Regions from separate parts of the Mus musculus genome. Here region 2 is linked to region 1. The links are chromatin contacts, found by Hi-C or POLR2A ChIA-PET in ENCODE. All regions are on one chromosome and are shown on one strand. Each heading gives the region's core, a stretch centred on a gene start or an enhancer-like site at or near the end of the contact. The rest is flanking DNA. Distances are from core to core; before and after follow the strand shown. Region 1 holds the start of Klhl11 (kelch-like 11). Region 2 holds the start of Acly (ATP citrate lyase).

What was found. Hi-C counts contacts between places; a loop is a spot of excess contacts on that map. ChIA-PET counts read pairs that join two places held with the same protein, here RNA polymerase II (POLR2A).
Region 2: POLR2A ChIA-PET joins it to region 1 with 17 read pairs in embryonic stem cell. The contact joins the promoter of Acly here to the promoter of Klhl11 in region 1. A Hi-C loop is called at or near these places in 2 of 37 maps with a recorded cell type or tissue (T-helper 1 cell and left cerebral cortex). POLR2A ChIA-PET finds 5 or more read pairs at or near these places in 4 of 5 experiments (Patski and embryonic stem cell).

What each region holds. Positions count from the first base shown.
Region 1 is chr11:100,468,759-100,476,283 of GRCm38, reverse strand. It overlaps Klhl11 (kelch-like 11), which reads left to right and starts at 3,502. Exons shown (of 2, transcript NM_172565.2): 1 at 3,502-4,103. The coding sequence starts at 3,556.
Region 2 is chr11:100,523,240-100,530,764 of GRCm38, reverse strand. It overlaps Acly (ATP citrate lyase), which reads left to right and starts at 2,765. Exons shown (of 28, transcript NM_134037.3): 1 at 2,765-2,970; 2 at 7,144-7,325. The coding sequence starts at 7,167.

The sequences.
Region 1 (7,525 bases), core at 2,253-4,752:
GCGTGCACCAGCTATGCCCAGCTCTTGGCTTTATCATTTTAAAATCTGCCTTTGCCTCTTGAAAAGGAAGATAATGAAAACCCCAGTATGTATTCAGTGCCCCCAACCCCTCAAAGGATATAAAAGCCCTAAAGGTTAGGCTTGGTGGCACCTTTAATTCCAGCACTTGGAAGGCAGGGATAGGCAGATCAGAGTTCAAGGCCAGCCTAGTGTATGTGGTACCTTCTAGGCTTTAGGATATAGAGAGCCTGACTTCAAACACAGAAAAGACTGATCTGGAGAAGGGGCTTGGGGGGTCAGAGCATTTGCTGCTCATCCTGGGGTGCTGAGCTTAGTTCCCAGAACCACAGTGGGTTGTCTACAACCATCTGTAACTCCAACTGCGGGGGATCCTACACCGGTGGCCTCGTGTGCACATACCCTGCACATAGTTAAAAGTAATTTTTTAAAAGATTATTTATTTATTATATGTACGTACACTGTAGCTGTCTTCAAACACCCTCAAAAGAGGGCATCAGATCTCATTACGGATGATTGTGAGCCACCATGTGGTGGCTGGGATTTGAACTCAGGACCTTTGGAAGAGCAGTCAGTGCTCTTAACCGCTGAGCCATCTCACCAGCCCCCAAAAGTACTTTTTTAAAAAATCCTCCGCCAGGCGTGGTGGCGCACTCCTTTAATCCCAGCACTTGGGAGGCAGAGGCAAGTGAATTTCTGAGTTCGAGGCCAGCCTGGTCTACAGAGTGAGTTCCAGGACTACACAGAGAAACCCTGTCTCGAAAACAAACAAACAAACAAAAATCCTCCAAAAGAAAAAGCTATTAAAACACCAGCTTATGAAAATACACTTCTATACTGCACTTTTTGTTGGTATCAGGATCGGCTCCGAACCCACAGACCTGCGCACCTGTTGCCAAGGCAGCCACCACCATATCCCCAGAATCCACTTGGCAGCTATTATGTCACTATCCAAATAAAAGGAAGACCCCTTTAATTTCTCTTTCGCTGCCACCTCTGCCCTTCTACAGTAAACCTCACATGGAACTGTTTGACCTGGTGTAGTCTGTTTGGAGCCGTGCTTCTAACACAACACTTTCCCCTTAATGAATGGTACCCCATAGCTCTAGCTATTACTCAAGCCAAAAGCTGGAGAGTTGCTCTTCTGCTCTACTGGGTTCCAAGTTCTGTTCATTTACCCTTGAACTCTCCTCTGATCCATATCTGCTCTACTTAATTGGTGCCTTTATTTCCTCTTTTGTCCTGGTACAATCCATCCTCTATCAGTGACATTTAAAAAATCAAGTTGAAGGCTTGCCAGGTGAAGACATTTGCTGCTAAGCCTGACCATGTAAATATGATGTGGAAGGAAAAGTTCTCTAACATTAGGTGTGCAAGGCACATGCAATGACAATACTACACACCTATACTAAAGAATGTAAAAAGAGTTAAAGGCTTTTATTTGTTTGTTTGTTTTTTGGTTTTTTGGTTTTTCGAGACAGGGTTTCTCTGTGTAGCCCTGGCTGTCCTGGAACTCACTTTGTAGACCAGGCTGGCCTCGAACTCAGAAATCCGCCTGCCTCTACCTCCTGAGTGCTGGGATTAAAGGCGTGGGCCACCATGCCCAACTTGTTTTTTTTTTGAGACAGGGTTTCTCCATGTAGCCCTGGCTGTCCCAAAACTCACTAGACTAGCCTGTTCTGAAATTCAAAGATCCTCCATTTCATTCTGTGTTCTTCCAAGGTCGGCAACATCCATTTTTAGGAAATCAGACATAAGTAATTCCTCACCTTCACCCACCTAGCTGAGACTCGGTCTTCTTTTGAGACAGCTCAGGTTGTCTTCCCACAAATGATTCTGCCTTAGCGTCCCAACGGCTGGAGTTACAGGTGTGTGCTACTTTTACCAGCCTAAGACTCAAAGTCTTATGCTTTACTACCTTTTGAAAATAATTTTCTCAGCCCGGTGGAACTTGGGAGGCAGAGGCAGGTGAACTCTGTGAGTTCAAGGCCAGACTGGTCTACAGAGTGAGTTCCAGGACAGTCACCCCTACCTAGCTGAAACCCTGCCTATAAACAAACAGACAAACAAACAAATATTCTGTTTTATGGGCAAAAAATATGGCTAATTGCACCTAACACCAACCAAGTCTAATTAATGACTCAAGTTCGAGTTCTATCCTCTAACGTAGTGATGTTCATTAAATTGTGCTTTGTACTCCACACGAATACCCTACCATAAAAATAAATAAATGTAATTTTTAGGGCTATTTACTTATTGGTGCTGGGGTGACTAAACTGCCCTGGTTTCTTTTTTTTTGTTTTTGTTTTTCGAGACAGGGTTTCTCTGTGTAGCCCTGGCTGTCCTGGAACTCACTCTGTAGACCAGGCTGGCCTCGAACTCAGAAATCTGCCTGCCTCTGCCTCCCGAGTGCTGGGATTAAAGAAGTGCGCCACCACGCCAGGCTTGCCCTGGTTTCTTACATAGCTCATGTTAAATTGGGTGTGCTCGCCGGGCAATGGTGGCGCATGCCTTTAATCCCAGCACTTGGGAGGCAGAGGCAGGTGGATTTCTGAGTTCGAGGCCAGCCTGGTCTACAAAGTGAGTTCCAGGACAGCCATAGCTACACAGAGAAACCCTGTCTCAAAAAACAAAACAAAAAACAAACAAACAAAACAAAACAAAATTGGGTGTGCTCAGGAACATTTTAGTAATCCCAAAATCCAGGAGAAGAATCAGGAGTTCAAAGTCATCCTTAACTACACAGCAAGTGTGTGGCCACCTTGGGCTACATGAGAGACACCTGCAAAAATAAATAACTTTAACGAAGTTATTTTTCTTTATACTGCCCCCCTCCTGGATTGGAAAGATAGTTTAGCAGTTAGGAGTACTCTCTCAGAGAATCAGTTTGATTGTTGGCTCCCAACACCCTTATCAGGGGGGTTTTAACCGCCTTTAACTCCAGCTACTGGGAATCTAACACCTACCTGTCCTCTGTAGGACCTGTGCACAGACACTTTGATAAGAATAAAATTTAAAAATTACTTTCTCTCCAAAGTCAATCGTTTTGTGTTTTAAGACGGGGTTTCTCTGTGTATTCCTGGCTGTCCTTTCTGAGACTAGGTCCTCGAACTCAGGGAGATCAGCCTGCCTCTGCCTCCCAAGTGCTGGGATTGGCACAGGCCAGCAGAGGCAGGGGTAAGGTGGATCTCTGTGAGTTCCAGGCTATCATGGTCTACAAAGTTAAAAAACAAACAAACAAACAAAAAATGTGTGTGCGTGTGATGGCGAGGATACACTCCAAAGCAACATAAAGTAGAAGAAAATTCAACAAAACAAGCACAGGGGGCCACCATAATGGAGGGGCGAGAAAAGGTAGACCTGAGTTTTTTTCTGGCTCCGAGAACTGCGCTTGCCTCGCTAGAGGGCGTAAGCACGGCAGAAGTGCGCAGGCGCGGCTCCGCCCCGCGCGCACTATTTAATCCCAGAATGCCTCTGTGTCGCATCAGACTTGCCGCACCGTTCGGAAGCTGAGGGGGCCGGTACGGCGGCGTCAAGATGGCGGCGGCTGTGGCGGCGGCAGCTGCCGCTGCGGCCGCGGCTGCATCTTTTCAAGTGCTGGAGATGGAGAGCATGGAGACTGCCGTCGCCGGTTCCGCGAGCCTGGCCGCTGAGGTCCGAGGCAGTGGCACGGTAGACTTCGTGACCGGGGCCGGCATCTCTACCCTCGTCGACACGGGCGGGAGCGATCCGGGCCCAGAGGCCGAGGACTTCGAGTGCAGCACTCACTGCTCCGAGTTGTCCTGGCGGCAGAACGAGCAGCGGCGTCAAGGCCTGTTCTGCGACATCACCCTGTGCTTCGGCGGGGCCGGAGGTCGCGAGTTCCGTGCCCACCGCTCGGTGCTGGCCGCTGCCACCGAGTACTTCACGCCCTTACTCTCGGGTCAGTTTTCGGAATCGCGCTCGGGCCGGGTGGAGATGCGCAAGTGGAGCTCAGAGCCCGGACCCGAACCTGACACGGTGGAAGCCGTTATCGAGTACATGTACACCGGCCGCATCCGAGTGAGCACCGGCAGCGTGCACGAGGTGCTGGAGCTGGCCGACAGGTGAGACGACCGTGGGCGAGCGAGGGCTGGGTTGGGGGGTGGGGGGCAGTGTCTGTGGTGCCAGCTCCCTCATTATGCCCGCGACGGGACAGCCACCGCGCCTGGCACTGAGGATGCCCCCTGAGAGTCTAGCTTGTGCGCATTGCACCCCTGAGCGCAGATTTCAGGTGGTAGGGACAAAGGCGATGAAAAACGGTGGGTCGTGTTCGACTCCTGTGATGATGACATTTAAAAAACGGTGAAGGGCTAGCTACGGATCGGAGGAAATGTCATTTAAACCAGCTTCGCAGTGGCAAGAGAAATTGGCCGTACAAAAGGGAATGGGTGCACATTACAGGCTTCCCAAAGGCCTCAGTCAGGGTCCAGGCTGGCTTAGAGAAGAAAGGACGTTAAAAAGAAAATCCAGCGATTCCGGATATGCTGGGTTTAAAGACCAGAGGGTGTGTGTGAGGAATGTTTGGATTTTATTGAGTGTGATGGATGGGAAACTGGGTAGAGAGATTATCTGATTTTAATATTTAAATACGAAATATTTAAATATTTCAAAAGTGAAAAGTGGATTGTGGAAAATGGATTGTGGGGAGCCAGAAAGGACGCCACAGAGGTTGGTTCGGAGGCAGGTGGAGATGCTGGTACTGTTACAAATCCTTTAACACATACCTCTGGAGCGCTAGACACTGACCTCGTTACAGTGCTGGGGGAGGGGGTATATCCAGCAGTGATCAAAACACATGAAAATCCTTTTCCTTATCAAACTCTCTGATGTTTAACAGCGAATATATAGCATGTTGAATAATTATTACAGCTGTGAGGCAGACTGAGGTGTGGGACTGTGCGTCATAGGCCCTAATGGAGAGGAGGTTTTGTTTTTTTATTTCTTTGTTTTGAGACAGGTTCGCACTATGTAATGCTGGTTGTCCTGGAACTCAATCTATAGACCAGGCTGAGAGGAACTATTTTTAAATTGGGCACATAAAGAATGTTCAGAAATCATAGCAAAGGCATATAGGTGGCAAGGTAGTGTGCTTCAGGTAGAGGGAGAAAACAGCGTGGGTTATATAGCTGCATGAAGGAGGCAGGATGAGAGGAGCAAAAGCATCCAAGTGGTGGGGAGGATGGATGGGTCCCTTGGAGCAGTGATGCTCACCCTGCCTAACACTGCAACCCTTCAATACGGCTCCTCATGTTGTGGTGACCCCAACCATAACATTATTTCCTTCCTAGTTCATAACTAATTTTGCTTCTGTGAATATCTGATATTCAGGCTATCTGATATTTGACCCCTGTGAAGGGGTTGCTTGATCCCCAAAGGGGTCACAACCCACATGTTAAGAACCTTTGCCTTAAGGCCTCATGGGCCTGTGAAAGAAGCTGACCTTTCTAAAATTAGAAGGCATTGAGAATGATTCTGTTTTACTTAATAAATTCCATGTCAAAAAAAGGGCAGGACAGGGTGCGGCAAGAGCTGTAGCAGAGACTAGGTCATTGCAATAGTGGTAGAGGCTTGGATTGAAGAAGGGAGGTGATGAGAACTGTGTCATCTGTGTGTATGCTTTGGGATTTATGTATAAGGGTGTTTTACCTGTGTGTATATATGTATAGTATCAGTGCTTGGTGCCTAAGGAGGGCAGAAAGAGGACATGTGGATGCTGGAAATTAAGCCTGGATCCTCTAGAAGAACAGCCAGTGCTTTTAACTGCTGATCCATCTCTGCAGGCCATCTGTGTTTTGAAATAGAGGAGATGAATTACTGGTGGGCTTGACACAGGAGTAAGGAAAAAAAATTTTTTTTTCGGAGACAGGGTTTCTTTGTGTAGCGTTGGCTGTCCTAGAACTAGCTCTGTAGACCAGACTTCAACTCAGATCCACCTGCCTCTTCCCCCCAAGTGCTGGGATTAAAGGCCTGTGCCTCTACTGACTAGCCAGCCAGAAGAATTTTTTTTAACCCAAGCAATTGGAAAGATCAGATTATTGTTACAGTGTGGAAAAAGGTTGGGCATTTAATCCCAACACCCTTGGGAAGCAGAGGCAAGCAGGTCTTTGAATTTTAGTTTAGCCTGGTCTACATATCCAGCTCAGCTAGACTTGTCCCACCTCCTTATATTTCAAAAGAGATATGGAAAAAATAGAGGCTTCAGAGATGGCCCAGATGTGGAAAACATGCCTGCACTGCAGGGATGAGGGCATGGTAGTGCATTCCTGTAACCCCAGCCTTGGGGAAGAGAGCAGAAACAGACTGATTCCAGTCTGGCACAATGGGTTAGGTCCAGTGAAAGACCTTGTCTGGAAAAATAAGGTGGGGGGCTGGACTGACAGCCCAGTGGTTAAGAGCACTTGTTTCTCTTACAGAAGACCAAGGTTGGTTAGGTTCTCAGCCCCAACCTTGTGGCTCACAACTATCTGTACCTACTATTTCAGTGGATCTGATGTCTTCTGACCATCAAGGGCATCAGACATACATGGTACATAAATATACACGTAGGGAAAACACTCATAAACATAAAATCTCTAAAAAAAAAAATTTAGATCCAAAAGGGTGGAGATTAATCAAGGAAAGACATCTGATGTGCCTGCATTCATACTCAAATATACAAAAGATGTGGAGAAGATCAGATATGACAGGAAGGTCAGTGAGCATGGTCCAGATAACTGGGTAAGCTTCAGATTGAAGGACATTGCTTCTCCAGTTAAGCTGTGAAAGAAAACACAAGGAGAAACAATGTTAACAAAAAAGGATATTTCCAGGAGCTGGAGAGATGGTTCAACCATTAAGAGTGGCTGCTCTTCCAGAGGGCTTATGTTCAGTTCCCAAAACTCACATGGCAGTTCACAACCATCTATAACTTCACTTTCGGGGTCCAGCTCCCTCTTCTGATGTTGACAGTAGGCACACGTGTGGAGCACATACATAAATGCAGGCAAAACACTAAAACATAGTCTTAGAATAGGGATGTTTCCAAACACTGAGATTATACTGGAAAAAGAGCCAAGGACAGTGACACATTACTGTAACTCCAACTCTTGAGAGGCTTAGCCAGGAGGAACAGGAGTTCTAGACCTGCATGGGTTACATAGAGAAATCCTGTCTTAATAAAAAGAGAGATGGTGGCAGTGGAGGCTCAACATACACCTTCAATCCCAGCACTTAGGATACAGAGGTGAGTGGATCTTTGTGTTTGAGGCAGCCTGGTCTACAGAATGAATTCCAGGACAGCCAAGGGTTACATAGTAAGACCTTGTCTCAAACAAACAAAAAATTGGGAGCATACCTTTAATCCCAGTGCTTAGGAGGCAGGGTCAGTTGGATCTCTGATTTCAAGGACAGGCAGAGCTACATAGGAGATCCAGTCTCAAAGCCAGAAAAAAGGGTAGGCATTAGATGGAAAAGTCAAGATAAATGCAAATTGGGGGAAACTAGCATA
Region 2 (7,525 bases), core at 1,516-4,015, 55 kb before region 1:
TTCTTTTTTCTTTTTTTAAAATTATGTTTATTAGTGTTTTGCCTGCATGTTCATCTGTGCCATGTGTGTGCCTGGTGCTTGCAGAGGCCAGAAGAGAGCATCATATCTCCTAGAATTAGAGTTATGGAAGGTTTGAGCTGCCATGTGGGGTGGTGGGACTTGAACCTCAGTCCTGGAAGAGCAGCATCAAGAGCTCTTAACTGCTGCGCCATCTCTCTAACTCCAATGTTTTGTTTTGCTTGGAGAAAATCTTACTGTATAGCTAAGGCTTCCCTCAAACTCCTGATCATCCTTCCTGAGGCTCCTGAATGCTGAGAGTATTGGGTTCCCTTCCCATAGCCGTTCTCCCTCTGTGAGTGGGGACCCTTTAGGGGGGCTTTGAATGACTCTTTCACAGGAGTTGCATATCAGATATCTTGCACATAAGGTATTTAAATTATGATTCATAACAGTAGCAAAATTACAGCTATGAAGTAGCAACAAAATAATTTATGGTTGGGGTCAGTACAACATGAAGAACTGTATTAAAGGGTCGAGTGTTAGGAAGGTTGAGAACACTGCCTTACCACATTCTGCTGGAAATTCCCTTTTTTTTTTTCTTCCTTTCTTCTTCTTCTTTTTTTTTTTTTTTTCCTGTGTATAGCCCAGGCTATCTTGGCACCTGTTTTGTAGACCAGGCTGGCCTCGAACACACAGAGATACACCTGCCTCCCAAGTGGTGGGACTAAAGGTGTGTGCCACCATGCTGGACTAAAGGTTATTCTTTCTAAACAAAGGAATAGTTGTGTTGTAGACCAGGCTGTGTGAAACTCATAGAGATCTACCCGCCTATTAAAAAAAAAAAAAAGCTATTATTGTGTATATGTAGGGGGACACAGGTACTACAGTTTATGTGTGTGGAGTTCAGAGGGCAATTTTGTGGAGCCATTTTTCTTTAATTGCCGTTATGTGGTTTTGGCAATGGAACTCGCATCATCTTTTCATAGCAAGTCATTTACCTGCTTAGTCATTTTTCTAGGACACCCCACAGGTAATTCACATTAACTACAGTCTTTTGGTTAGCTGGTGAAGACTAGCTAGTCCCAAGGGTCCACGACTTATTCCAGCGTTTGGGAAGCTGAGACAGGAGGAGGATAGACATTCAAGGTTGTTCTCTATTTAAACAACAAGTTTAAGAACAACCTGGGCTACATGTTACTCTGTCTCAAACAGAAAACAAACAGACTTTAATAAAAACTCTGAATTGCTGTCCTCCAGGGCCTGAATTTGAGCAACTTCAGAGACGATATTTATTTACTTGGGGAGAAGTGATCACTCACAGAGATTTGGGTAGGTTCTAGGCCTCTCCCTCAACTGCAGGAGCAAGGGGCACTCTAAACTGTTATTTCTAAAGAATGAGTATTAGGGAAGGGACCAAGAAAAAAAAAAAAAAAAGACGTCATCAAGGAGCACACGCTAGCCAGGAGTGGTGGCACGCCTTTAATCAGGAGGCAGAGGCAGGCGGATTTCTGAGTTCGAGGCCAGCCTGGTCTACAAAATGAGTTCCAGGACAGCCAGGGCTACACAGAGAAACCCTGTCTCGTAAAAAACAAAACAACAACAACAAAAAAAAAACCCAAACAAACAAAAAAAGGAGCACACGCTGGTCAAGAATGGGTGTTACAAGTTCAGCCATCCAAAGACTGGCCGAAAAGGGCCTGGGAGTGGGGGGCCTTGGGAAAGTGTTTGCCCAGGAGAGTGTTGCAACATTGTTGCAGGGAGCTTTTGACCCAGGGTTTTTTGCCAGGGGCACAGCCATGCAGATTCTCTGCACCCTGGGCTGACGCATCACCTGAGCTGATTAAAGGATGATTCTGGCCTCCTTCCTAGAGCTGGAAAATTGTTAGTTTCTGGGTCCATCTGGGAAGACATACTGGGACTAGGGGACAAGCAAGAGAGGCTTCCACTCCAGGGAAGCAGTGAATTCCTGATTTCCAGGACCTTATGATTTATCTATTCTGCCCCAGAAGTTCTCGGGTACCTGTTAGACTGGGCGCTCCAGTTTTGGGTTTGGAAAATATGTTCTATCTTTCGCAAGTAACAGAAAAGAGGAGGTTGTTCATTGCTTTCGGTGTCTTAGTTTGAGGTTGGGGGAGGGAGCAAGAGGTTGGGCAGGGATGGCCCCAGTCCTAAGTTTTAATCTCAGATAAATGATCAGCTCCGCCCAGATCCGCGCTCAGGTGAGCCTGTAAGAGGACTCGCGTTGGGACTGGCGTCCTTCTGGCCTCACTAGTTTACCCCTTCCTCCAATCTATGTCCTAGGTCGGACAGTCTGATTGTGTAGCGTGGTCGTGTAGACTGGCTCTGGTAAATTCCCTGGGGAGGGTTCCAGGAGCGGAGAGGCGACACGTGTGAAAGGAAAGCAGACGTAGCTTTTCAAAAGCAGGTCTAACGCACTGGGTTTGGTGTGGCGGCTTACAAGAGCCTGGGATAAGAACGTCAGTTGCTCTCCTGGGAGGGAGGAAGAGGACGCCAGGTCCAGGGAGAAGTGCTATAGCCTTTTGGGCCAACAACCCCCTCCCTCAGCTACCCAACCCGGCGGCTGGCCGGCCCAGCCCCTGAAACGATCAGGCCACAGCCCCCAGCCTCGTAGGTTCTCCTCCTAGAGCCGCCCGGCCCATCTCCCCATCCTAGGCCCCGCCCACGGCCCCGCCCACGTCCGGGACTACAAGTCCCATCAGCCCCAGGTCAGGCCTGAGGGCGGGGCCACCACAGCAGCGAATGGGGAGGAGCCTAGAGCTCAGGCTAGGGAACGCGTGTGCCCAATCGCCGGGCTGCTTAGCCTGTGAGCTGATGGGGGGCGGGGAGGAGCCCACTTGGGCCGGAACAAAAGCCGGATCCCCGGCTGCTGCAGGCGGCTGGAGCGATCCGAAGAGTTGGGGTGAGCTGGTGCTTACGGACAGAGAGCCACACTCAGGCTTTCTCGAAGAGGTGAGTACGGCAGTCGTAGGCGCGGGTGCGACCCCCCAGTACCCACTAAGCTTCCTGCTTCCCTCCCCCAACCCGGAACCACCTCCGGGCTCCCTGGCTGGGCGCTCCCGCGCGCTCCCTGCACCTGCTCGGAAGTTTTGTGCGGGTCTAAGCTTTATAGTAGTCTTCTCCCCAGCCGCGGGCCGCATGTCTACACCCTCCCAATCCTATTCTAGTTCCTGGGAGTTTGCACATTGCTTGCCACCGACCTTACTTCTCCCTCCTCCGGATTGCCTTTGCGCGTCCTGCTTCTTCTCAGCTCCACCCAGGGCCAGCTCTCGAGTCTAGTCGGGCTTTTTTTGGGACACTTTTTTGGGCCCCATTCGGGTTCCCCACCGGATGCCGGGGCGGGTAGTAGAGATGGCGGTGGCTACTCTCTCCACGCCGGCCGCTCGCAAGCCGGACTCAAGCAGGCCTGTCCTGTTAGTTCTGTGGTGAATCCCTTAAGCTCTATGTCGAAGTGTAGGGAGCGGGCCCTGGCCACGCGGGGTCGTGCTGCTTCAGAGTGCCTGAGGCCTTGCTGCGAGGACTTGGCTCCGGAGCGACGGCGCTGGATGGGCTCTCCCTGCTAAGGAGCTCCCTACTGGTGTAGCCCCCAAACAACAGATGGTCGGAGTGCTCAGGAGTCTGGATGAGACAAGCACCTAGGGTGTGTGTATGTGCGCGGGCGCGCGTGTGTGCAAAGGATGCTACCTACCTCTACCTCCTGTCAGGCCTGGCAGAGGTCTGGTCCCCAAAGCTTGCTGCTTTCTTCAGTCTTGAAATTCTGCTATGAGGGATCCCTCCTGACATAATTTTGGAAAGGACAGCATAAGGCACTTTAGTCTGCCAGCCAACCCTGTCTGTCCCCGCTTTAACTTTGCTCAGCATGTCGGGTTTCTTTACTATCGAGAGATAACTGTCCTGGAAAGATCATTTCCACCTCTTAGAAAGCTGCTTAAACGCTCCCCTCTGCGGGGGGGGGGGGCAGTAAAAGGAGGCCTTGAAGACAGAGTAGCTGCTGTTTTTAATCTCTATTTAGACACTGTCTGCTGTAGCAGGGAATACTCGGAAGAGTTCTGTCCGTTCCTTTGCTATAGGGGATTGCTTGCTTGTCATCCCCTCCCCCTCCCCAGCCCTTAAAGTGAGAGTGTTTTGTCGACCCTCCTCAGTGGGTCCCAGAGGAGTCTTCTTTAAAAGCAGGCTTCATTCATTCACCCTTCCCTCTGGGCTGCTCCTGGGGCCTCAGTGAGTGAATTCAGTCCTCAGGCAGTCACTGTAGAAAATAGCCCATTCAATTCAAAAGATCCCTTTCTTGGAGAGAGATAGAGACAGACAAAGACAGAGAGAATGTGAGTGTGTGTGTCCATATATCTAAGTGTATAGGTGCGTGTGCGTGTTGGAACCTTGGGCATGGTTCCCACTAAGAGTTTGCAGGTTATTGTTAACAGGTAACAGTTTGTTGGGGGAGTGGGCGCTCAGCTCTGCTGTGAAACCATCCATCACGAATTTGACAGCGTGATCAGCCGCTGAGAAAGGCTTTGGGGTGTGTGTGTGTGGGAGGGGGGTGTCCTCCAATCCCAGATTCTGATGTACTTTTGTCACATTGTTCCTAATAACGGAAGTTTTCACATGTTTGAGTAAGCGCATACTTACTTCCCTCACGGTTTTCAGGCTTTTTAGATTCTGAAAGAACCTCACCGATCCATTGCTGTTGAGAGCAGGGAATTGATGAGTGAAGTTTTGATTGATCTCTCCTGGGGCCTCCCAGGATGTATGAGCTGCCCTGCTGAGAGACCAGGCCCTTCCACCAGTTAGTCTAAGAGTCCTTTGTCTCAGCCTTTCCAGCCAAGCCGCAGTGCTCTGGTGGCACATCTTGTTTTGGTAAACTGGCAAACCGTTCCTGTATCATCTCCCTATTTTTTTTTTTTTCCTCCTGACCAGAGACACCCCTTCACCCACCTCATGGTGATCTGAGACTTAAGAAAATTGTGATTTCCTTCAGTTGCCTAAGGTTGTGTTGTCTCCTTCATCCTTCCCTTAGCTGGGTCTTGGGTCTGTTTTGGGAGGTACTAAATTCTGGGGACTGTGGTCAGTCTTCTGTCAACTGGTTTATGCGTAGGCATAGGCTTGGCCCAGGGGCTTCCTTTCTTCTGAAGTGTGTGATTTTGTTTTTGAAGGTGTATGAGTGGCTGGAAGTGGTCAGTGCCGCCCCCTCCTCTTTCTGATTAAGGTGCCCTGGGCTGCATTCTGTTTGGGAGGTGGGTAGGGGTGGGTGTGCCCATTCGATTTCAGGACCAGTTTTTCTGGTCTGAGTCAAGAAGGTTGGGAAATGGAACTGGAGTGGGTGGGGGTGGAGGACTCTGGGGCAGTGGGGCTGGTTGGGGCGTCTCCTTCAGAAACAAATTAAGGAGTTCCAAGCCATCCCAGGAGAAGCCCCTTTCCAGCTACCTACTTTGAACCCGGCCCCAAGCTGAGTATGCCCATTGTGGTGCCTTAGAGATAGGGGAGGCAGCCCAGCCAGGGCTAGCATCTGAAGTCTCTCCAGCGTGGCCGATTGGCAGAGGAGTTGAGTGTGACCCTGTGACTCTTGCCTTCCCTGGGCTAGGAGAGAATACTAACCTTCCTGGGCGTGTCAGCCCCTAACTTCCCCTCCTTACACGGACTTGACTTTTTTCTCTTGAGCAAATGCAACAGCTTCCATTCCGGCCCTTTCGAAGACACAGGGGCAGCTTGTCTTGGTCCAGGCAGGCACTTGGCAGGACTGCGTTTCCTTTTTCCATCTCTTCTCAGTGCTCTACACAAGCTGCTCTGGGGCGGAGTGGGTGTGTCTGGCAAGGTAGTGGGCAGGAAGGACGAGAGAATTCTCCTTATAGACTCTTTCTGAGTCGAAGGGGGCCCAGTCAGTCTTGGGAGAAATGGTCTTTCTCTTAGGCTGCAGTAGCTGTTTCCTAGAGACTCGGTTGTAAGAGTGTTAGGACCAGAGTCCTAACTGGTGAGTCTGCCTTCTTAGGCAAGTTCACGCCCTCCCTCTGAATTTTGAGAAGTGGGATTATGCCTCTTAGTGGACTTGATGCGTTCCCATGAGGTAAGTTATTTCTTGCAGTGCTGGGGAGCAAACCCCAGGGCCTTATGCGTGTTGGGCAAGCACTCTGCCAATGAGCTATGCTTGCAGCTCCGAAGATAGCTTCTGCCTTCTCCCCAGTCCTGGCTCAGTTTAGGAATGACTAGTACAGGGGGGTCCCCAGAGAGACCTCTGTTTTGCTTAGAGGGTTTTGCTCCAAGCTGACAGCTCGGATGACTCAGTGGGGTGGATGGGATGATCTGTAGGTCATAGTTTCCTGCCCTGGGACTGCTATGTACTTGGAGGTGGGAGTCTAGTGTCCTAGTTGAAAGGAGCTTTGAGGTAACTCTTTCCTTCCTCTTACCCCACCAGGGCCTGTACTCTATTAGGGGACAGGGGATATATGTGAGTCAGGCTGGGAGGGGGATGAAACCTAGGAAGAAAGCAAGGCCAGCAGTGTTCTTCACAGGTCATAGGACATAAAGAATAGTTCAGTGTGTCCGGGCCCATCTCATAGAACAGTATTCACATTTGGATCTGACTCTTGGACTTCTTTCCTAGCTTCCCCTTTGATCTGCCTTTTACTCTGGACTGAAGGTGGTTGTGGCCAGCTAGTTTGCCCAGAGGGAGTAGAGACAAGGTTAAGGTCAATCCAAGAGTTCCAGAAGAACTTTGCAGGTTTTTGTTGTTGTTGTTGCTTGTTCTCCTTTCTTCTCTCCTTCCCTCCCTCTTTCTCTTTCTTTCTCCTTTTGAGACAGGATCTCATATGGCCCAGGCTGGCCTTGACCTTGTGATCCTACCCCCTCTCCCTCCCAGGTGAGGGGAATTATGGGAAGACACTACTGTATCTGGTGCTACGTTCATAATTTTTACAATTTTCTCACCTCTAGATCTAGATCTGTCAACGACGCTGCTTTGGGGACACCTCCCATCCCCTCCTGCCAGGGTGGCCCTTTTTCTTTCTCTTGAGAAAAGCCAAGATCTAGTTTTATTGTTTGGGGGGGAGTTGGGAGTAGATCCAGCCTGTTGGGGAAGATAGTGCTTTGACCTTCCTGCCCAGACTGACCATGCAGGTCCTCTTCCCCTTGTAGGTAAACCAGGTCTCTCTGCAGCCATGTCAGCCAAGGCAATTTCAGAGCAGACCGGCAAAGAACTCCTGTACAAGTACATCTGCACCACCTCGGCCATCCAGAACCGGTTCAAGTACGCCCGGGTGACTCCCGACACAGACTGGGCCCATCTGCTGCAGGACCACCCGTGGCTGCTCAGCCAGGTAAGCTCTGCCTGCACCCTGAGCCCTTCTGTCCAGCTCAGGCTCTGAGGAGGGGAAAGCATTTGCTTTGTTGGAGGTGTCTCAAGGAGCGCCGTGATTGCAGACTTGCTTCTGTGTCTGCTGCAGCTGGCCAAGCAGGGTCTTGCGTTTGCTCTGGGCCCTTCATCTGGAACCAGACAGGCTGGTATCCAAATCACACC